Linked DNA regions of Mus musculus: region 2 is linked to region 1. A link is a loop called in an ENCODE intact Hi-C map of the cell type or tissue named here. Cell type or tissue: heart. All regions are shown on one strand.

The links. Peaks named below come from ENCODE experiments on the same cell type or tissue, not always from the same donor. Only the 100,000 strongest peaks of a DNase experiment are listed, where the experiment ranks them.
Region 2: a loop joins it to region 1, with 7 times the contacts of the local background. A loop is called at or near these places in 12 of 42 quality-filtered maps.

What each region holds. Positions count from the first base shown.
Region 1 is chr9:116,380,755-116,388,754 of GRCm38, reverse strand. No RefSeq gene overlaps it. Among named protein-coding and RNA genes, the nearest start is that of Gm31559, 8.1 kb to the left of the region's middle. In heart, a CTCF peak has its summit at 4,325 (motif pointing right); DNase peaks (open chromatin) are centred at 4,334, 4,704 and 5,224; H3K4me3 peaks cover 739 bases; H3K27ac peaks cover 1,130 bases.
Region 2 is chr9:116,057,592-116,065,591 of GRCm38, reverse strand. The region is part of intron 14 of Gadl1 (glutamate decarboxylase-like 1); the gene reads right to left. Among named protein-coding and RNA genes, the nearest start is that of Gm31014, 7.1 kb to the right of the region's middle. In heart, CTCF peaks have their summits at 4,774 (motif pointing left) and 6,257 (motif pointing right); no DNase peak of the experiment used is centred here.

The DNA.
Region 1 (8,000 bases):
ATGCCTTCAACCCAAGGCTGTCTCACAGATTTGAAAAACAAAATATTCAGACCACGGAGGATAAGTCATAGAGAGAAATTATTATGGATTTATAGATGGGAGCTTAAGGTGGGGTGCGGGGAACACACGCCTACAAATACAAAGCTCCTGTGTAGTAAGGCGGGTCACAGGAAATAGGGTACCACTGAGCATCACTGCCTTGGAGCTAGCAAGGCTTTACTGCCTGGAATGCCGGATACAGGGAATGCTCAGGCAGTCTAGTGCCCTTCTGGGTGTCAAAGTGCCTCAAAGTTTTATTCTCATTCTCTATGGTTTCCAGGAAAGAGCTACTCCAGAAAAAGTGTTGTTGTTGTTGTTGTTTGAGGCGACCGCAAGGCAAAGGAATGCCACAAAATCACACCAGGCAATAGACCTCATGCCAGAGATTTATGGTGGGCAGCACACAAAAGGCTACCTCTGAGCAGGAATGAGAAGGAGCAGGCCATGAAGGCAGGGCGTTAAAACAGGTATAGCGCATGCGCATAGGGAGAATGCGCGACTCCTGGTGCTTGACGGTGGAACTGTGTCAAGTCTGACTGCTGGTGATGGGAGTGGGCAATGGTGCTGCGTCACTGAAGGTGGCTAGGGGAGTACCTGGCTAGGGGAGTACCTGGCTAGGGGAGTACCTGGCTAGGGGAGTACCTGGCTAGGGCAGTACCTGGCTAGGGGAGTACCTGGCTAGGGCAGTACCTGGCTAGGGGAGTACCTGGCTAGGGGAGTACCTGGCTAGGGGAATCTGGGCGGTTCTGGGTTTACCAATGAGAAGAAGTAATGAAAAGTCAGGTCCCTACCCTCACCCCCGCTTTTAGCATCTCCAGACTCTGACTATGGTGGAACCAGACGCGTTTGGCCTTTAACAGTTATGACTACCAAAAACCCCAAAGGCAAGCCCAGCAGTTTCCCGATATGGAAAGAAATGGATCCCTGACTTTTATTGAGGAGTTTTCCCCAGTGCTGTGAAACTGTAAAGCACCTTTCTTCAAAGCTTGGTGGAACACACCATAGGAATATATCTGCAACTGCTTTTGAAGAACTCCTGTCTATATATTTTGCCACTTGCTTGGAAAAAGCATCATAAAAATTGTTGCATTTACTTGTGAGAAAACTAATTCTCAAAATGGTTCTAGAATTTTTCTTTCTTAGTATTATTTACTTAGTGAGTGGAAGCAGATCACAGCTGCTTGTAGCTCTGGCCTGTAGGTCTTCTCTTTCTCTGCCTTCATTTGCACATCTTCTGGGTCCTTAGAACTTCAAATGAAGTCCATAGCTGATGTCTTAATTGCTTTCTGTTGCTGTGAAAACACCTTGAGCAAAAAAGCAACCCGAGGAGGAAGAGTCAGGCAGGAACTCAAAGCAGGAAGCTGGAGGCAGGTCCAAAGCAGAGGTCATGGAGGAGTGTTTCCTACTGCTCTGCCTATGGCTTGCTCATCCTGCTTTCCTGTAGAACCTAGGACCACTTGCCCAGGAGTGGCACCACTACTGGGAAGCTGGGCCCTCCCACATCAATCATCATCTGAGGAAAGCTCCCTGCCTCCCACGTGTCCATGGGCCAATCTGATGGAGGCAATTCCTCTGTTGAGTTTCCCTCTTCCCAAGTGGCTCAAAGTGTGTGTCCAACTGACGATAACTAACCAGTCCAGTTAGATGTGGTGGCATATGCCTCTAATGCCAACACTGGGGACGGCACAAAGGAAGTAGGATTGTAAATTCAAGGCTACAGAGAAAGTTTGAGACCTTCCCAGACCTCAGTGAAACCTTGTCTGTAAACAAAGGAGTGAATGTGACCTCGGTGGCAGCAGGAGCCCCTGTACCTGTCCCCAGGAGCCCCTGTACCTGTCCCTAGGCAGCATCGCAGGCTTCACAGCAGACTCCAGAGTATGGCCTTTAAACAAGACCCGTGCTTCAGGCTCACGTTTCAGAAGCACTCTACTAGAAACTGATAGACGCAATACTCTCTCCTTTCAACCAGATGTCAGCACACAGTAACCTTCGAAAGTCTCGTGGATCAAGCCCCTAAAGGGACACAGATCAGGGTATTTCTTATTCTGTGGGTCTGAAGAGAAATCTGTTCATATTTACCTCTTGAAAAGGAAAAAAATGCATGTTTTGTTTTGTTTTGTTTTGTTTTGTTTTGTTTTTCGAGACAGGGTTTCTCTGTGTAGCCCTGGCTGTCCTGGAACTCACTTTGTAGACCAGGCTGTCCTTGAACTCAGAAATCCACCTGCCTCTTCCTCCTGAGTGCTGGGATTAAAGGTGTGGGCCACCATGCCCAGCTTTTTTACAATTGCATGTGTACCCCATCAGGAAAGAGGGAGGGCGTGTTAATGTCCCTTTGCACCAGGGTGACAGTAAGTGGGGTGGGCAAGCAACCTACTGCTTGAAGGATTTCATTAGAACTTCTCTGTTGATATAAACATTTAAATTGAATGTTCAATGTCAAGTAGATGCTTGTGAAATTAAGGCTCTCCCATCATGCCCTGTGCTGCGTAACAATGGATGGTGTTCACTATTCCTAAGAAAAATGATCTATTGGAAATCAATGCTGTGTCCAATTGTCCAATTGCTTTGTTGATAACCAGTTAGATGAGACCAGATAAGTCATTTTAATTGCTTCCATTCTGCATTCTCCTGCCAGCAACTTTAGATTGGCTCATCTTGATATAGCCTGTCCATAGTTCAGCACAGAACTGGCATTTTAAAAGTCACTGGCAATAGAAAGTTTGAAAGGAAAAAATGACACCCCCCCCCCCACACACACACCAAGCTGTGCCTTGACCCCTGCACCTCTTTGTGAATAAATCCTCAGGGCCCTTCCTTGTACTTAAGGTAACTGTTTCTTCTTTTCCTGAGCAAGACAGTACCTCAGAAACCTCAGAAACAACAGTCTAGCACAGCCCCCAAATGAGATATGTGCCACTGAACGCCCAGAAGTGGCTGAAGCACTCCCAGGGAGCCATGGAGTAATCTCGGGGCTATCATGGAGTATCAGGGTGCGTAGCCTGCAGCCAGGAGCTTTTCTGATAAAAGAAAAATTATATAGTAACAGACCCTGGTCCTTGAGGAGTAGAGAAATTGTCACTGCTCTTTTATGCACTGTGAGTTTTCGCCTAATGTAAACTCCAGCAGTCTTCCAGCTCTCCACCTGCAAGCTAATCAAGGCTCTTTGGTTCTTACAGAGGACAGAGGTTTAATCTTGGCTTCCTGTCCCCAAAGATCTGTCTCTCTGTGTGGCAGAGATCTCATACGGGACCTGGAGCTCTAGAATGATGGTTGCCACGATTTTGGGGTACATATCAGATAGATGCCTTGTGAGCTCCTAACAAGAAGGAAGTGAAGTGTGTGTGTGTGTGTGTGTGTGTGTGTGTGTGTGTGTCCACAGACTATGAGTGGAGGTCAGAAGGCAACTTTGAGAGTTGGGAGACCAAACTTAGGCCATCAGTCTTGGCAGCAAGCACTTTTGTTCATTGGGCAATCTTACTGGTCTTTTACTTAGACTTTCTTTCTTTCTTTCTTTCTTTCTTTCTTCCTTCCTTCCTTCCTTTTTTTTTTTTAATAGAAATAGAAAACCAACTTAATACTGGAGTTCACAATCCTTGATCTATAATGTAACTCATTTTACAAACCCACAATAGCTCTACATGGAATATTTTCTATATTATACTGTATTATCTAGTATATATAATATACTTCCATGTTGGAAGAGCTAAGTAACACCCACAGCAGTTACCACCATGTGTAGCGAGAGATGGGTGGTCTGTTCAGAGCCTCAGAGCTGATTGTGGGGTGTAATCACGAGCCTTCTGCTTTGGGGTCTAACGACGTGTTTGGAAATGTGGGTGTGGCTGACTTCTCCACAGTCTGAAGGTTTCCACTGTTCCAGATGGCCAGTAAGGAATGCGTGGCCCACCTCTGTGGGATTGAGGAAGCTAGGTGGTATTTCTCGGCAAAGAACACAAAGGAAGTTATTTATGACTTATGCGTTCTTTCAGGTACTAGGGGTGTTTGATTGTATTCATAAGTCGTCTATGAAACAAAATAATGTGTTGGAAAAGCAGAGCTCACTCACGGGGATAGTGATTTTCCCGAGACTAGAGTGTCGAATGACCCCTCCGGGGAGTAGAGGCACTGGCTTAGCCCTGGCAATGCTACAATAGCGTGCCTTCTATATCAAGACTCTGAGGCACCAGGCCGTAGAGCCCCGGCTGGCGCACTGTGAGCACAATTTAGAGCTTGTGATGATTTGAATGAGACACATCTCTTAGGCTCCTGTGTTTGAACACGGCCCCAGCTGGTGGCGCTGTTAGGGAGGGTTGTGGAACCTTGTAGGTGGTGAAGCCTCACTGGAGGAAGTGGGTTACTGTAGGCTGGCCTTGAGGTTTTATGAAAGCATTTCCGGTCTCACTTCATTCTCTGCTCCCTAACAGAGAAGGGACCATTCCTAAGAACCAGCTCCCTCAAGATCCTGCCTTCTTGTATTCGCCATCTGGAAGGACTGTTCCCCACTCCCAGCCGTACCCCTACCCCCACCCCCATCCCCACCCCTTAAGCCATGAAGCAAAATAAACTGGTTCTCCTTTAAGCTGCTTTTCGACCAGAGTGAGAAAAGTAATTCAGCAGAACCTAAAGAAAGGTGTCCTGCCAAGCCTGGCCAGTGTGAACAACAGAGCCAGCAGAGCCAGCAGAGCCAGCATTCCTGTGTTAGACTCTCGCCAGCATCTCAGGCATACCCCATCAAGAACTCTCTGCGAGACAGCCCTGCGGAAAGCCGAAGCCGAGCTGGTGTTTCTGGGGGCTACACTGGCACGGAGACATCAGATACCTCCAGAGCACAAGCAGCCAGGCACAAGTGCTCAAGCCAGTTAGAAACAGCGGCAGCGTCTAGGGAGAGGTGGAGTCCCCGGGTTTGTTGTTTTCCCCTATCAAATTTCTTAGAAAATAGTTGAGGTCAGCGTGTGTTTTGTATCACTTGCATGGAATGCAACAAAGAAGGAGGAGACCACTTTAGTATGAGCTTCGGGTGGAGGGATAAATTTTACTCTCTCTTTATGCTGTGGGCAATGTGTTAACATGCCGCTGGCTGAATTACCCTCGACTTAAAACACCTGAAAGCAATAAATCCAAGTCCTATCAGGTGACTCATGGGAAAGGCATGCCGCTCTCCTCTTCCAGTCCACAGTCCGTGAGTGTGCATGCCAACCACCATCACCTGGAGGCTCATTGAAAACGGTCCGCTGTGTTTCTGATTGAGTGTATTTCTGGGCTGGAACGTGGCCCAGGAATTTGCATAGCAAAGGAACTCCCAAGATGATGCTGACATTGCAGCTCTGGGGTCACCCCCTAAGAATCCTTGTCTTAAGTAAGGGGCTAAGTTGCAGAGCAATGGAGACACCACAAAAACCTGACACACTGACACATGTGTCTATGATCCCAGAGCTCGGAAGATGGAGAAGCCAGAAGGGGTGGAGGAGGTGGCAGCCTGAAGATCATAAGGAATAATCTAATACATATCAAGATCAAGGCCCCCCTTGGACAGCCTCAATAATAAACAAACAAATTCACTACCCCCCAAAAAAGGCTCTCTTAAACCCAAGATTACTCACACAATTCTCTTCTCGGGGACATACCAGGGATCCTACCTGTTAAGGTTCACAATATTAGCCCAACATTTAAAACCATTTTTAAGATCCAACAGATATGCCACATGTCCCACCCAAGAGCTACTGAGACTCACAAGGCTGCTCTGCATCCCTTGTGATTTTGTGCCTTATCAGTGTGGTGGCTCTCCTCCTGCTGTGGTTCCTTCCATTGTCCTTGCTTGAGCCCTGCCCTGTGAATGCTCTAACAATCATACCAGACATCACTGCTCTGTCCCTGCCAGATCCAAGTGCTGGTCTTGCAGCCCTTCTTTCCTTACAGTTTTCTCTCCTTATAGTTGTTCACAGAATAGCAGAGCTTCTCTGGCCTCCTCTTTAAAGATCCCACACCTTCCAGTGGGATGTACCTTTTGAAGGGCATTGTGTCAGGAGATGAAGAGTCTACAAAGAAATATGGTGCACAGGTGTGATGGAAGATGTTGACAGTCAACCTAACAGGGTTTGGAATCACCTAGGAGACATACCTCTTGGCGTGTCTGTGAGGAAGTTTCCAGAGAGGTTTAGCTGAGTCGGAAAGACCTGCCATGAGTAAGGATGGCACTGTCCCATGGGCTGAAAGCCTAGACTGAAGAAAAAGAGAACTTGAACTGGGCAGAAGAATTCATCTCTCCCTGCTGCCTGACTGGAATCTACCTCAAGCCCCTATGGCCATGCTTTCCCTGTGAACCAAAATAAACCCTTCCTCCCTTCGTTAAGTTTCTTCTATCAAGTAATTTGTCAGAGCAAGAAGACCAGTAATTCGCTGGGCTCCGGGTGGGGGTGGGAAAACGGCTCAGCAGTTAAGGACACTTACTGTTCTTACTGATGACCCAAGTTTGTTCCCCAGTGCACACATTGGGCAGCTCACAACCACCTGTATACAACCCCAGCTCCAGGGAACCTGCCTCCTATAGCAACGTCACTGACATGCACAAATGAGCATATACACAAGCAAATTCATACATTAATAATTAAAAAGTAAGATCTATCTGGGGGTGATGGTGCATACCTTTTTAATGACAGCATTTAAGAGGCACAAAGATGGGTAGATCTTTGTGAATAAGGTCAGACTCATCGACATCTGACTTCCAGGCCAGCCCAGGCTACCTAGTGAGAGCCTATCTCAATAAGTAAATTTTCAAACAAATGAAAAACACATAAACAAGAATTTTTTTATGAGGACAGTAATGGATTATTGTTTTCAGCCATTAAATAACCATATTTGGAAGAATTATCACATTTCTTCATTTTAGGGTTAATTTAATTAATTGAATAGGACAGGAAGTTTAGCCACAGTCTGTGTAGATCGCTCCAGGTAAAAGCACATGCCACACAAGGCTGATGACCTGAGTGTGCTCTCTGGATCCAAGGAAAGGTAGAAGGAGAAGTGACTCTGTGAAGTTGTCCTCTGAACCTTCGCACGCACTGTGGCGCACACACACACACTGTGACACACATGTATACACACACACACCACAAGTAATGATAATAACATTTTAAAGATCTGTTTTACTCTTAGTCATGTGCATACATGTGTGTTGTGTGGGGATATGTTCATGTGTATATAGGCATCTTTAGAGGCCAAAGAGGAAATCAGCTCTCCTGCAGCTGGAGATACAGGCAGTTGTGAGTTCCCTAATAGCTGTGGGTGCTGGGAGCAGAACTCTAGTCTACTGGAAGCACCCTTAACCACTGAGACATTTTGCCAGCTCAGAAAATGTTTTTCTTAAGTGTGTAAAAGATGTATAGATATAGATATAATGATATGTCTTATCTGATTTTATTTATGCCAATATATGTAAATACAAACAGATTTGGGATTATTTTCAAAATGTTCATAGAAATTACGGTTATGGTTGATTATTTTTTCTTTTTATAATTTTTAAGAGGGCTAGAGAGATGGTTCCGTGGTTAAGAGCACAAGCTGCGCTTACAGAGGACTGGGGTTCAATTCCCAGCACCCACATGGCAGCTCACAACTGTCTGTAGCTCCAGTTCCAGGGGCTCTGACACCTGCATACCAATGCATATAAAATAAAGTTAAAAAAATACCTTTTAGAATTTTTTTTAGGAAAACCAATAGTAAAGCAGACTCTCGGTTTCTTTTGTATTTTAAAAAAAACACCGAAGAATTAACAGCTTGTCAGTTTTTTAAAAACCTCAAGTTGCCTGCTTGATTATTGTTTCTGAAGTAATTCTTGAATGGAGGAGAATAATGCATTTTTTTTTCAGCTAAAGGAAGAAAGGGAGGAACATGAAGTCAGACCTTGGCAACAAGCTCACAGTCACGTTGTGCATGGTGTGGCTGCTAGCATGTGAATGAAGACC
Region 2 (8,000 bases), 320 kb after region 1:
TGGAGGTAGTTTACAATGACAGGGGGCAGACATGGAGGGTTGGGGAGATGAGTGGAATTGGGGTACATGATGTGATATTCACAATGAATCAATAAAGTATAAAAAAACAAGAAAGTTTATCAAAACAAAAGTCACTGCCTTTCCTTTAAGTTAGTTCTTGGTTATATAATAATAGTTATCATATAATAATATGTAATATTTATACATTTAAAAAATAATTTTAATCAAGTCATTTGGACTGAAGAGCTGCCTTCTACCGGACACTCCAACTTATCCCCTCTGGTTGTTACTCACTAGGTAAGGAAGTGCTTCCAGCGCTCAGTCTTGTGGGTTGATGATGGAAGAATTTGAAAGGGCATTTTCTCTCATGGCCCTTCCTTTTCACAGACACACCACTACAGTCTATAGTGAACATGTTCAGTATTTTCCTTTTTACATATTTTAAGGCCTGCATCTTCCACCATCGCTGCAGTGGCCAGGACCACATAAGCTCCCAGCAGACACTGTGGGTGCTCCTCGCCTGTTCTGACTTAATGTGGACAGAAGTTTTTCATGTTTAACATGTATTAACCCAATACACCAGCTAAGCACACGTCAGCATGTACGCACATGTCAGCACGTATGCACACGTCAGCACGTACGCACACGTCAGCACGTACGCACACGTCAGCACGTACGCACACGTCAGCATGTACTGCAGGCGACTCCCCTGCCTCCCTGAAGGTTTGAAGGTCACGGGAACTGTATATTTAAAGTCAACCTCTAAGGCCCTCATTCTTTCTTTATGCACTGAAGTGGGAGGTGATTTGTGGATTACATATTTTTTTAGTGTGTTCAGAAACAGGCGGGGAAATGATGAAAACTACTTTAAGGCCCGCTTTTTTCTTAGCTTCTAAAATAATGAGCTCTTCTGAATGAAGCCCTAAAACTGGAACCCGGAGGAGAGGCCATGTGCAGCTCTGGCTGGCTCATCCATCTCTCCAGACAGTGCCCCCAAAACACTCCATAAATGGTTTCAACCTGGGTGAATGGATTATTGTAAAGATTCCTGAAATAATCCTCTCATCTTTTAACACAGCTCTGACCCAGTTTGGGGAGTATCTTTGATACTTTTTCCCGCTTCACTGACCTCCAGGATGAAGGGTCAGACACATCTGCATTTAACAGGCCATGTTCATCTCAGGGCTCACAAAGGGGGTCAGTCTTTCTTTCAAAAGGAAATTGAAAAGAATATTACGAGGCCTCATTTCAGGAGATGCTGGCTTCTGTTTTTATAACCAGAGCTAACAGAGAGCAGAGATACAAACCCACAGCCCTGTCTTGGAACAGCGCATTGATTGGAGGAGAATGGAGACGCCGTGGCTTAAGTGGAGTTTGCTTCGGTATGAATGTATGGATGGTTCACAGATCCGGGACTCTTCACTCCAAAAGGAAGTACAGACCCATATGGAAGACAGGGTGGGGCTGGAAAGAATTACACAGGGACAGCCTAGGCAGGGAGGAATAGGGTGAAGACATGGGACCTTACAGGAAGTGAGAACGCTTGAGCGTGACCTGTGGGAGATGCTACGGGCTAAGTGCTTGCTGCTTAATCAGGAGGACCTGAGTTCAATACCCAAGGACCTCCATAAAGATGGGACTGGGACAGTGTGCTTGTGGTCCTAGTGCTGGGGGGAGGGGGTAGTGGGGGCAGGGGCAGGATCATCCTAAGGATGCCTGGCCAGTCAACCCAGCTAAACTGGGGATCTTCAGGCTCAAGGAGAGACATTACTTGAGAAGATAGTGTAGAGAACTGATTAAGGAATCCCTGTTCACATTCTGAATGATAGAAAATTGGTGCATTGTGCACCAGTTTGTGAAATGCCTGAAACTTGCCATTGCCGTGACAAAGTACCTGAGGCAGCACTCTTTCCAAGATACTGAGATTGCCTCCCCATATTCTTGCCTTTCCTCTTGGGCAAAATAATGGCCCGAGTCTTTAAGAACTACTTTCTTTCCCTGGATAATACAACTCATTATCAAGTCTCTCATATGACCCTAACGCAGGTAAGAACACTTACTCTCAAGTGATATGAACAGAAATAGGGTCACAGACTTTAGCAGACTAAGCCGTTGAGCCTAAAGAGACTTAGATCGTATATGGAAAGGGTGCTGTGGGAGTAAATGAGAAACGTCCCTCGCTGGCTCATGTGTTTGAGATTGTCCCCAGTTGGTGGTGATATCTGGGGGGAAGTGATGGACTGTTTAGAAAGGGCAGACTTGTTGGAAGAACTATGTCATTGGAAGCAAGATTTAAGGTCTTATTGCCTGGCTTCACTTCCTGTTCTCTGTCTCTGCTTCCTGTGTAGATGGACTTGTGATCTCTCAACTTCCTGTGCCTGCCATGCCTCCTTCAGAGCTGTTAGGGACTGTCTCTATGGAACCATAAACCAAACTTTTTTTAATAAGTTGCTTTAGGTCATGATGTTTTATTGCCGACACCGAACAGCAGTTGTTGCAGTAGGTATCATTTGCAGAGTAGGCAAGGCTACTTGGACTCAACACTCATTTACCCTAATCCACCAATGATGGGGTTTGACATTGTTAATGGAGACAGCCCTCAGCAGTCCTGTGAAGTGTACAGGTAGTAGTAGTCCACCATGGAGATGGCACGGAAGTCTTGATTTCAGAATCCAGTCATTGAAAATCCTGAGTCCTACAATCACTAAGATGTTGGGTCTGGAAATTCATTTTAGCCAATTGACCCAAATATGGGAACCTCCACGTTAAAGAAGCACAAAGAGTCTGTGATGGGCACATGGTTTTCAATGCCTCCACTTTCATGAGGTTTGGGAAATAGCCTGAGGCTCATCCTTGGACAGGGAACAAATAGGAGGGCAAACACTTTGTGTACAAGCAGATTTCTCATTCTCTGTTTTACTCTTCCCTCATCTGAGAGAGAGTCTAGTCCCTGCCCATAAGACTTCCTACAGTTAGGAAGATCAACATATTAAAACAACAATTCAGTTGGGGTGAAGGAAAAAAATGAACATTGAAATGATGGTGGGGGGTGTTGAATGAGCTAGACTTATCATATTATCAGAGGATTTTCTGTAAATGTGGTGCTGTGGTTTGTGTGTGTGTGTGTGTGTGTGTGTGTTCTTAGCAGCCATCATTGCAGGGGAGTGGGAATAAAATGGTATGAGATTTTTAAAATGATTTACTTATACACCTCTGTGCATGTGTGTACATGTCATGTGCATGCAAGTCCCTGGAGAGGCCAGAAGAGCGTGGTGGGTCTCATGGAGCTGGAGTTACAGTCAGTTGGGAGCCAACCGATCTGGGTGCTGGAAAGTGAACTCGGGTCTTCTGAGTGATATCTCCAGACTCCTACAATAGTAAGTTTGAACATGGAAAGACAGAAGAGTCCTGAGACCTTCTGTTCTGAGACAGCACTGCTTGGGTTAGCATGTATCCCCCTTCCCATCCTCTCAGGCTATTCGGGGTAGCACACACATCATGCGAGTGCTTGAGAGCACATGGATGTCTATAGCAGATGCCTTTCAGGTCCCCACAGGCTTGTTCTGCTCCTCAGATGGAGCTCATCTCCACAGGGGTGAGTGAGTCACATGACAAACAGGTTACGAGACTAATGAATCAGGATCTGTTGTGTTCCTGAAGACAGACAGACCACAGGCATAAGCAAGCCATCCTTCCTCCCAGGGTTTTAGCATCTTCCCTCTTGGATGGTCTAAAAATCCTCCCATTGATAAGCCTCTAGACATCAAACACAATATCTATACATACACATACATACATTCACACACACACACACTCCGACAGACAGACAGACAGACAGACACACATACACACACACACACACACACACACACACTGCAGTCTCCTTGACTACTGGCAGCCATGAATGACCGAACTCTGCATAGATCTGTCAAGATTATGATATGTTCGTCTATCTGAGTAATAAAGAAGGAAGGGAGGGAGAGAAGAAGTGGGATGTGGAATTAAATTGAATTGGAAGCACACACTCATATTCATTCTGGTAAGGGATAAAGTCATATCAATGCATACATCTCTTTGGATATTTTTGCAAAAAAATCTTCAAATCCAATTTCTCCTGAAAAGGTAGCTGCTGTCCTATTTTTCTGAATCAAATTAATGTGTCAGTATTTTTAAAACATTATATTATCACTTTGTGCATTTGTGTCTGTGTGTGTACATATGTATGTGTATATATGCCTGCCACATGAGTGCAGGTGACCTCAGATGCCAGGAGAGGGTGATCTATCTCCCTGAAGCCGCAGTTACAGGCAGCTGTGAGCCCCTGACATGGGTGCTGGTTTTCTGGAAGATTGATACCGCGCCATCTCTCCAGTCCCAGATTTAGTCTGTTTTATATTTCCCCCTCTCACCTATTTGTCCTTTCTACATAAAACCCAGGCGGTTGGGACTGCCTGACTGTCTCCTTTATGAGGACTGTGAGTGAATGTGGTCTTGATTCACTGAACCAGCTAGATGCCTGGGGTCAGTAATGATGGGTCTCTCCAAACTTCCTGCCAATCAACAGAACTATTCTATGACTTCAAAATGCTTCCCATTAGAGCCACCTCAACAGTATTTACAAGGATGGCCTCCCAAATGCTCAGCCGCATGCAGACCTCATTTACTCATCTGGGGATGGGGAAAGGGAAGCCAGTTGGGGAGGGATGCTGCTTCTACATTCCCCTGGGCCAGAACACGGGCACAGATGCTATGGATTGACTCAGAACGCCATCTAGTGAAGGATAAGAGGAAGTGCAGAGAAAAAACTCCAAACTGGATCCTGATTCAATTGTCCTTTATAAAGGACTACTTTAAATCGGTCTGAAAACAGTGACAAGTGTGACTTGGAGGTGCTTACCTCTAGTGACAACTACTCAGGGGGCTGAGGAAGGAGGTCAAAGGTCAAGGCTAGCCTGGCTGCTGAGTTCAAAGCCAGCATGGGCAACTTTGGGAGACCTTGTCTAAAATAAACAATCGAATAATCAGCTAAATAACAAAATCTGTAGGAATGTGTGAACACTCTCATAGGGCTTACAAGGTACCAGATTCAATCCCTAGGACTGTCCTCTGCTCCCTGAAATAATGATGTGAGCATGAGGTGGTGGTGGTGGTGGTGGTGGTATGCATGGGGAACAGGTATAGTTTAGAAGTCACAGCTTTTGTTTGAGATAGGGTCTCTCATTGGTCTGGAACTTTACAGGGGAGCCAGGCTGACAGGCCTGGCAGCTTTGGTAGAGTCACCTGTCTCTGCTCCCATGTCACAGCACTAAGACTCCATACTGGTGACTCACCCAGCTTTTTTACTTGGGTTCTAAAGGCAGGTCCTTGTGCTGGTTCAACGCGAGCTTTACTGGCCAAGGTGTCTCCATCTCCCCAGCCTTGTGAGCTTTAAACTATGGAAGAGCCACAAAGCACGGTGACTTTAGCACAGACCAGATTCAACAATTTATCCTACCCGCCTCTTGGGAGGTAGACCAGCACGCTCTTGTGTTGGCATCTCTGAGACTGGAGTCAGCATGGCCACAGTTTCCTCCCACAGCCTCCATGGTGTGAATGGCACATAGGGGCCTGAGGAGGTGGATACCAGGGTGCCAGTGTTTTGAAGCGAGCCTCAGACAGCCATGGTGGTCTGCAGTGAAGAGGCCCTTGGGCAAGAGAACCCAGCTATCAAAAAATTAAAACTTGTCTGGCCTCAATAGTTTCTATCAGAAAAATCAGTGCCAATTGCACCTGTTTTGCAGCATGCCACACTCAAAAGGCATTCAGTAAGTACCACACCATTCAGTAACGAGTGGGGGCAGCTAAAGTTTTTAACCCCAAGAAGAGAGCTGAATATAATTCAACGTTCACATTCTTTTTTCTTTTCTTTTCTTTTCTTTTCTTTTCTTTTCTTTCTTTCTTTCTTTCTTTTTTTTTTTTTTTTTGGCTTTTCAAGACAGGGTTTCTCTGTATGCTGTGACATACTTTAGTTAGTGGGAGAAGAGGAGGGTTTGAAATTGCTGTAAGAATACATAATTAGGGATGCAGGTTTGCCCAGGGGAGACCTAATTTATGTGTGAGCCTGTTGTCATGGTTACAGCATCCACAAGACTGAAAGTGTCCTAAGTGAGATCATCCATATACTGTGGTCACCAGACCCACATAATCTACTTAAAAATGATGTTTCTGTTTTCATGCTGTGCAAGTGTAGGCTTGCACACTTGTATGCTGTGCCCGTGAAGCCCAGAAGAGGGCACTGGGTGCCCGGGAGCTGGAGTTAGGGGACAGTCATGAGCAAGAGTGGGTGTGGCTTTAAACTCTGAACCAAAATAAACTCTCGCTTCCCTAAATTGCTTTGTATTTTCTCACAGGGTAGAACAGCACCTGCCCAGGGTTTTCGCAGGAAGCAAGAGAACTGAGATGTGCCAATGGCATACCAAGGCAATCTGAAACAATGGAGAGTCCTTGTGCAAGGTCATTGCTGTGGCACCCTGCACACCTTTAATCCTATCACTCAGCAGGCAGAGGCAAGTGAATCTGTGTGAGCTCAAGTCATGTTGGTCTGTTTAGTGACTTCCAGGCTACACAGGGACACTGTGTCTACAGAAATAGTACTTGTTCTAGTGGATGGGACAATTATCTCTCAAGTTCTCGAATACATGACTACTAAGTTAGAAGATGTATAGGTGTGAGGCTATCGCTGGCTAAGCAAGACAATACCAATAAGCTGGTGGGACTTTGGCATCTACTGGGAATGGGAACTCTTCGAGGCCACTGACCCTAACCACTTCTGGGCATTCCATCATTGTACATATACAACTATCAAATCTTAGGTAGTTTCATATATGTGAAGGAGATATCCTGCCAACCAACTTCCTTTTAAAAAACTAAACACTGCCACTACCCACAAACAGACATGGTGTTTCCTCACATGCGTGAGGAAGTGACTTACGGACATTCTGATATCAGTCTTCTTGGTTGAACTGCCTAGAATAACTCTGTTTTGTCCTAGTTTTAACAAAAATCCATCTTGTGCTTCGCCCCACTGCTCCCCAGGCCCTGTTGACCATACTAAGCAGAACATAGTTTCAGTTTGGGACCTTCCATTGTTTTACAACATAAAGCAAATCAACAAGGTGCAGCCTTTGAGCCTTTGGAAACAAAACCTGCAGAAACTTCCACCCGTTGGCCTTCTTCTAGCTTGGTGTGATTGTGGGCTTGAGCCCTTTTGAGCCATGGCAAATGTAGGGAGTCCCCTCTGCAAAGGGTCTGCTCTTCACCAATCTGATCTTCACTGAGAGACCTGGAAAACTGAAACCAAAACCTAAGTCCTATTTCCCTCTCCCCAGCTCCTGGGAAGACCCTTCCAATATGAGGCAGAAAAGGCAGTGTATCAGTTTGTCTCTCACATGTGAAGTCCTCCTTTTGTGCTTTCCCCCTGGATTACAAAGTCCAGTGTGGTGCAGGGTCAGCGAATCTGTTGCTCTATTTTTATCGATATCTGAAGAGAAGCCCACAGGGACATCTTTTGGGAAGTAAATGGTAATTGTGTGCAAATGAGAAAATAAAACTTTTCATGGAATAACAGATCTCTCCAGGCGGGAAGAAGGGGCATTCCGTAGCTTCCTTTTGAAAGCAGTGCAATCATAATGAGAAGCAGCTCAAAGCCTCCATCCTAAAGGGATGTGGAAAAGGGCAGTGCCCGCTCCACGGCCAGTAAGGACCACCCAGAGCATCAAGAGCCTGGGGCTCGGGTTCCACGGCTGACCTGAGAGATGGTAAGGAGTGTGTCACCTCCGTGCATAAATGTTTAAGTTTCCTGGTGGTGAAGATATTTAAATATAAATGAGCCAAGGATAAAAAAAAAAATTTTTTTAAATGCCTATGAAATTTTACTGCCCAGGAGTCTGGATTTGTCAAAGTCGAAGCCAATGAAGCAAATTAAGCTTTGGCTTGTCTGCTGAGGGGAACAGACAGAAACT